Linked DNA regions of Homo sapiens: region 2 is linked to region 1. Evidence: read pairs that join two places in POLR2A ChIA-PET (ENCODE). Cell type or tissue: PC-3. All regions are shown on one strand. Each heading gives the region's core, and the rest is flanking DNA. Links, peaks and the distances in the headings are about the cores only.

Region 1 (2,919 bases), core at 219-2,718:
GTGTGGAATAAGGTGTTGCTCCTAGGCTAGAAACCTGTATAGCATGTACTACTGTAATGAATACTGTATGCAAGTATAATACAATGTCAAGTATTTATGTATCTAAACATAGAAAGGGTACAGTAAAAATAATCTTATGGGACCACCATCATATATGTGATCTGTTGTTGTGGTGCATGACTGTATGGAGGCACCAGCATCTTGTGAGGGTCTTCTTACTGCATCATCCCATGGTGGAAAGTGGAAGGGCAAGACAGCAAGAGAGAGTGGAACTTGATTTCCTTACAAGCCTACTCTGGCAATAACAAACCCACTCCCAAGATAACGACATTAATCTATTCATGAAGGTAGAGTGCTTATAAACTAATCATATTTTATTAGGCTCCACCTCCCAACACTGTTGCATTGGAAATTAAGTTTCCAACACATGAACTTAGCTCACACATTCTAACCATAGCACCTGGCCTAGTTAAAGCTAAGTGGCACAAGAGTAAATTGAAATTCAAGCCTTTTCTGTCTTACATAAGAAAGATAACCTTAAAAGAGTCTTTTAACAAATTTCACTGAAGGATGTCAGTCTTCCTTTTTTCAGTGAATTAGAGACATCGGTGCAAAGAATATGAATTATTAATCATCTTAATTCAGCTAGTTAGCAAGCTGTATCACATTTATTAAAATCACTTTTATTTCTATGGGTTTAGTTTCACCATTTATTAGGAGGAAAGGAAGCAAATTTGTGAGGGAGCTCTGGGTTGTCAGGAAAGGCTTTTCAGAGTAGTAAAGCAATCAAATGAGAATAACTGATTCAGTATTTGTTTCCTTTGTCTCTTTGGTTTACTTTTTAGTTTTGTAGAACACTTGATCACTACCATCTCACTTGGTCCTAGTTGATGTATCATCTACATTTTTATTCAAGGTTTAATATAAAATGCTATAAAAGGCTATCCTAAACTGGTTTTAAGCATATTTGTTTTGTTTGTTCAGCATAAAATACACAAGAGGATTTTTATGGAATGGCTCCTTGTTACAAGGTACTTTGCATTTATAATCAGCCACAGTCACCTCAGTTTCATCCCGTATCTTACAAGTATGATGTGCTGTATACTCAAAGCCTCACCACCTGCTTGCCCCACCCATTTGCTTAAATGTATCAATTTTTTCTAAGCTTAACTTTTACCAAAACTGGAGTTCAACAGATGAATATTTTTCCTTCTTAGATGTTAACTAAACATTTTTAAAGGTACAAAATTTATGTACAAACATAACCCAAATGACATGGAAGTTACTTGATTTGTGACTTACCTCTGTAATGTTCCCCTGGCCTACTTGAAATTCCTACCTTTCCTCTAGTCTAGTATCTTATTCTCAGTTATTCGGAGGAAGTTAGGGACCTAGAATTCTTGTTTTCAGAGCAGTAGAATTTTGCTAACATAATTCAAAACATTTATCCCTATCTTGGGGCTTGAAGAGAATGTGAAATGCTTTATCTTCTGTTTTGAGGGAATGAGGGAAGGAGCTTGTTCTTAGGCAATTAACAAGTAAATTTAAATAAATAATCCAAATCTGGTGTGGGTAAACAAATTTTAGTTTTAGGAACTTTCAAAATTAAGTATGCTTCCCCTTTGGGTTCCAGATTTTACAGTAATACTTTTTGAAAGCAGTAAGATAAAAATTTCAGGACCTCAAGAGATGGGTCAAAAGAGTTTCACTGTAATATGAATTTTGAAGCCAGAACTGGAAATCCCCTGTGCTGTGTCTTCCTCTTCGTGGTAGTAGAGGTTACAGTTATCAAATAGTCCAGAGAAGCAATGGGAACTTATGATTTCTGATAGAAAAATTTTAACAGAGATGTACTTGTATGCAAATAATATATGATGCCTCAGTTTCCTCCAAAGTCTTAGTTAACAGAGTTAGAAAAAATCAGATTATATTTGAAGTTCTGTGTTCATACTGGAGTAATTATTATTCCAATGGTACAATATACAACATAACTTTATTACATTTTTTGGTACAGCATAAAGATGATTTTCCCTTTCTCTGAGTATTTCTGAAATTTAAAATGAAATAAGTGTGGTAGAAGCCATTATTTATGAATTATCATGCTAAATTAATTAACTCATTAATTCATTCAGGGCACACCCAGTTATTCCCCAAACTGAGTGATGTATTTCTGGGAATAGACTTATTAAGCTTGAGAAAACCCAAAGGATCATTATAACAGCAAACAGGAATGTAGGCATCCACATAGTGGATGACTTTAGTGACCTGGCACACAGTGCCTTATCTACTTGGCACATGTACAGGTACAAGGAACACTTAACATTTTGCACCAGAGCTTATTACATACCACTTTCAATGCTTGAGATATTATATAAATGCTAAAATTCTAAAACCTATAGTAAAGCAAAGACCCAGATTTTATACTGCAGTAGTTTTGCCAGTAAGTCTCATCCTCACTAACTTATCTTTTAAGATTAAAAATAATGTAACCAAGTGGGAAGAAAAAGAGCAAATATGAACAAATTGTCATTGTTTTAGAATCTGCTTCTTTTCCTTTCCGGTATTTCTGTGCAAGGAGAGAATGATCTCTGACCTTGTGAAAGGCAAATACCATGTGTATTCATGGTTGTTATTCATTTGGCAACGACTTGAAACTCATGACACTCCCTGCTGAAGATCCTCCACCTATTCTTAACAGCTGGGCTCCCCAGCTCCTGGATCACCAACCAGTACCAGTCTGTGGCCTGTTAGGAACTGGGCTTGTACAGCAGGAGCTGAGCAGCTGGAGAGTGAGCAAAGTTTCATCTGTATTGACAGCTGCTCCCCATCGCTCACATACATTACCACCTGAGCTCAACCTCCTGTCAGATCAGCAGTGGCATTAGATTCTCATAGGAGCAAGAACCCTATTGTGAACTG
Region 2 (2,919 bases), core at 104-2,603, 72 kb after region 1:
TCCCCAGTAGATGGGATTACAGGGGCACACCACCACACCTGGCTCATTTTTGTATTTTTAGTAGAGACGGGGTTTCACCATGTTGTCCAGGCTGGTCTTGAACTCCTGGTCTCAGGTGATCCGCCTGCCTCGGCCTCCCAAAATGCTAGGGTTTCAGGCGTGTAAATAAATTTTTAAAAAATCAGTAGAAACGTCAGTGCAATATGTATTTATTTATTGCATGAGGGTGTGCCAGTTGCAGGCACACCCTGAAAAATCAAAGGCGCGTCCTGAAAAATTAAACATTCTACACGCCTCATCATTTTCACTCTTAACTTAAAAATGCCTTTTGTTGGAAAGAAAAGGGAGAAGGGCAAGGGCTAGAGATAAAATAATCTCGACCGCTCCTCTTTTGTAGTCTAAGCTCCCTCACCTTGAAAAGCTACAGGCTTCTAAGGGATGGAGGTCAAGAGCAGAGTTAAGGAAGTTCCCGGGGTAGGCCACTCCCCGCCTGATGATTTTCCAGTTCCAGCTGGTGTCGACGTCCCAGTTCATCTGTGCCCTTAACCACCGGAGAAACGTTTCCGGAGTCTCTCCAAAGAGCAAAAAAGGGGACGGGGATGGGGAGAGGGAGACGGGACGGGCTGGGCGGCAGCTGCGCGTCGCACACGGCGTGGGGGGGTGGGTGCAGTCGCGCCCCCAGCTCGGCCGCGCTCCAGCAGCAAAGCCGGATCCTCTGAGCCCGCGCAGGGACCAGGGGAGGGAAGCCTTGTTGTACCCTTGGGGTCCAGAAACCTAAACTAGGGGCTGCTGCAGGTGTAGACTCTGAGGCTGGTCCAGGCCCCTTTTCCGCCGACTTCCGGGAGGGCTGTGCAACAGGTGTGCCTGGCAGTCACGGGGCAGACGGGAGGAAGCCACGCTAGGACCTCGGCTCGCTCAGGGCTGTGCGGGAGCAGCTGCAGCCACGGGTAAGGGGGCGGCTTTCTCAGTCGCCTCCCTATGGGACTGGGGTGTGCCTGGCTAGTGGGGACGATGCTCCGCCCCATAATTGTGTTTGCGTCAGAGGGCGGGGCAAGGGCCCAATGGGCCGCGGGAAGCGACACCTGAAGTGGAACGGAAACTCGGCAAGGGGCCCCAGGCGGCCCAGCTGTACCCTGGCTCACACCAGAACCGTTCGAATGACAAGGGGTGTCCTGCCTGAAAACGCCTTGCGGGGCTCAGCTTCCCCTTAGCTACACTGCTTTACAGGTAGAGAGCGGCCCTGAATCCTGGGCAGAGTCTGGGCTCAGGAGCATGTGCCAGCATAGTGGGGCTATTAGAAGGGACGGTTAATACAGCCTGCAAGCTGTCATTTATCAGTAAGTATTCAATGAAGTCCGCCAGGAGCCCACGTCTATGCTAGGCCCTCTACAATACCAGCTTAGGAAAGATAGTGGCGGTATGTAGCGCGGTTCCTAAGACCATTAGCTCCAGTCAGGCTCCCCGACTTTAAATTCGGCCTCTACTGCTTCACATCTGTGGACTGTCAGCCACTTTCTTCATATATGTTCTTTCCATTGCCTCATTTCTGAAATTGTGTAAGTATTAAATGAGCTACAGAGTATTACACTGAAATTTGGCACATTGGGAGAATGTGAGATTTTTTGTTTGTTTTTCAACGAAATAGGAACATAAATGCAACGGACATGAATCATGAATAATTTCAATTCAGCTAGTTACTGAGCTGTACAGCATTAAGTAAACATTTTATCTTTATGGGCTTAGTTTTCTCATTTATAAAGAAGAAAGGAAAACTCCTATTTGTGAGGGAGGTCTGGGTTGTTAGGAAAGGTTTTTGAGCAGTAATTAATGTGTGTTAATGTAAAGTTCTTAGAGCAGTGCCTGGCACTACAGAAAGTACTCAGTGAAAGTTAGCGTTTATTATTTTAAATATTTGACAAAGTCCCTGCCTCTCCAAGCTGACTCTCTGGTTCCCATGTGGTTTCATTCATTCACTGTTATTTCTGGAAGTCTTGGCATGGCCACTTGCCAGTTGCAGGAACAGGCAGTCGTTGTTTCTTCCCGCTTATGACACTGAGATACATGGTTAGTACCAGTGACACTTAGAAGTGTCAGGCGGTTTGGGGGCTCCTTTCTTTCTTGAACTTTTCCTAAGAGCAAACCTTTCTCTTATTGCCACCCTGATGTTTACAATAGAAGGGTTTTGAGCAATGAACAAGCACAAGGAAATGAAAAACACATACAAAGGAAAATGAGTGGATTGCTGCAGTTGGATAGACAAGTGTAAAATACCTGGGTCTCACTGTACATGAAGCAGCCTTCAGATCTGTAAGGGAACTATTCTTACTGACTGAAAAGAGCAAAATAATACTGTACACTCATTGTTGAATTAACAAACACAGATTAAGTGGCTTGTCTTGGATAAGACAAACCAAGCTCTGGCCTTTGAGGTCTTAAAGTGCAGGTAGAGCGACTTTAAACATTTGTGAACTGGCCCTTGTGCACCTTTCCATCCTCATCTCTAAGGGTCTGTCCATCTTTGGCTCTGTAATTTCATAAATTTTCATTTCCCGAATAAGCCCAGTTTCCTGCAGCTTAGGACTTCTACTAGTGAGCTTCCCTCTGTCTATAATGCCCTACCACGCCCCTCATACATCCCTATGGCCTGGCTGATTCTAGACTTTTTTCAACTCTCCGCTCTGACTTTCCTGACAATGCCACCACTACTCCAACTAAATCAATGACTCCATATCCTTTTTATTGTACCATTATTTGTATTCATAGTGCTTAATGTATTTGTATATGTACAAATACATTTGTATTGTTATATATGTGTTATCCATAATATATTTATAATAAATTTAATTAATATAATGTGCTGGAATATATTTAATTTTATTAACTGCCTGACTCCTCCATTTTTTAGTGCCTGTACAGTGC

The links. ChIA-PET counts read pairs that join two places held together with the same protein. Peaks named below come from ENCODE experiments on the same cell type or tissue, not always from the same donor. Only the 100,000 strongest peaks of a DNase experiment are listed, where the experiment ranks them.
Region 2: POLR2A ChIA-PET joins it to region 1 with 13 read pairs; 17 of 35 experiments call an interaction of 5 or more read pairs at or near these places.

Annotation. Positions count from the first base shown.
Region 1 is chr3:146,539,246-146,542,164 of GRCh38, reverse strand. The region is part of intron 1 of PLSCR1 (phospholipid scramblase 1); the gene reads left to right. Among named protein-coding and RNA genes, the nearest start is that of PLSCR1, 3.9 kb to the left of the region's middle. In PC-3, for the core only: no CTCF peak of the experiment used is centred there; no DNase peak of the experiment used is centred there; H3K4me3 peaks cover 712 bases.
Region 2 is chr3:146,467,523-146,470,441 of GRCh38, reverse strand. PLSCR2 (phospholipid scramblase 2) reads left to right here and starts at 881. Exons shown (of 8, transcript NM_001395437.1): 1 at 881-947. RefSeq lists an enhancer at 823-892. In PC-3, for the core only: no CTCF peak of the experiment used is centred there; no DNase peak of the experiment used is centred there; H3K4me3 peaks cover 2,435 bases; H3K27ac peaks cover 2,500 bases.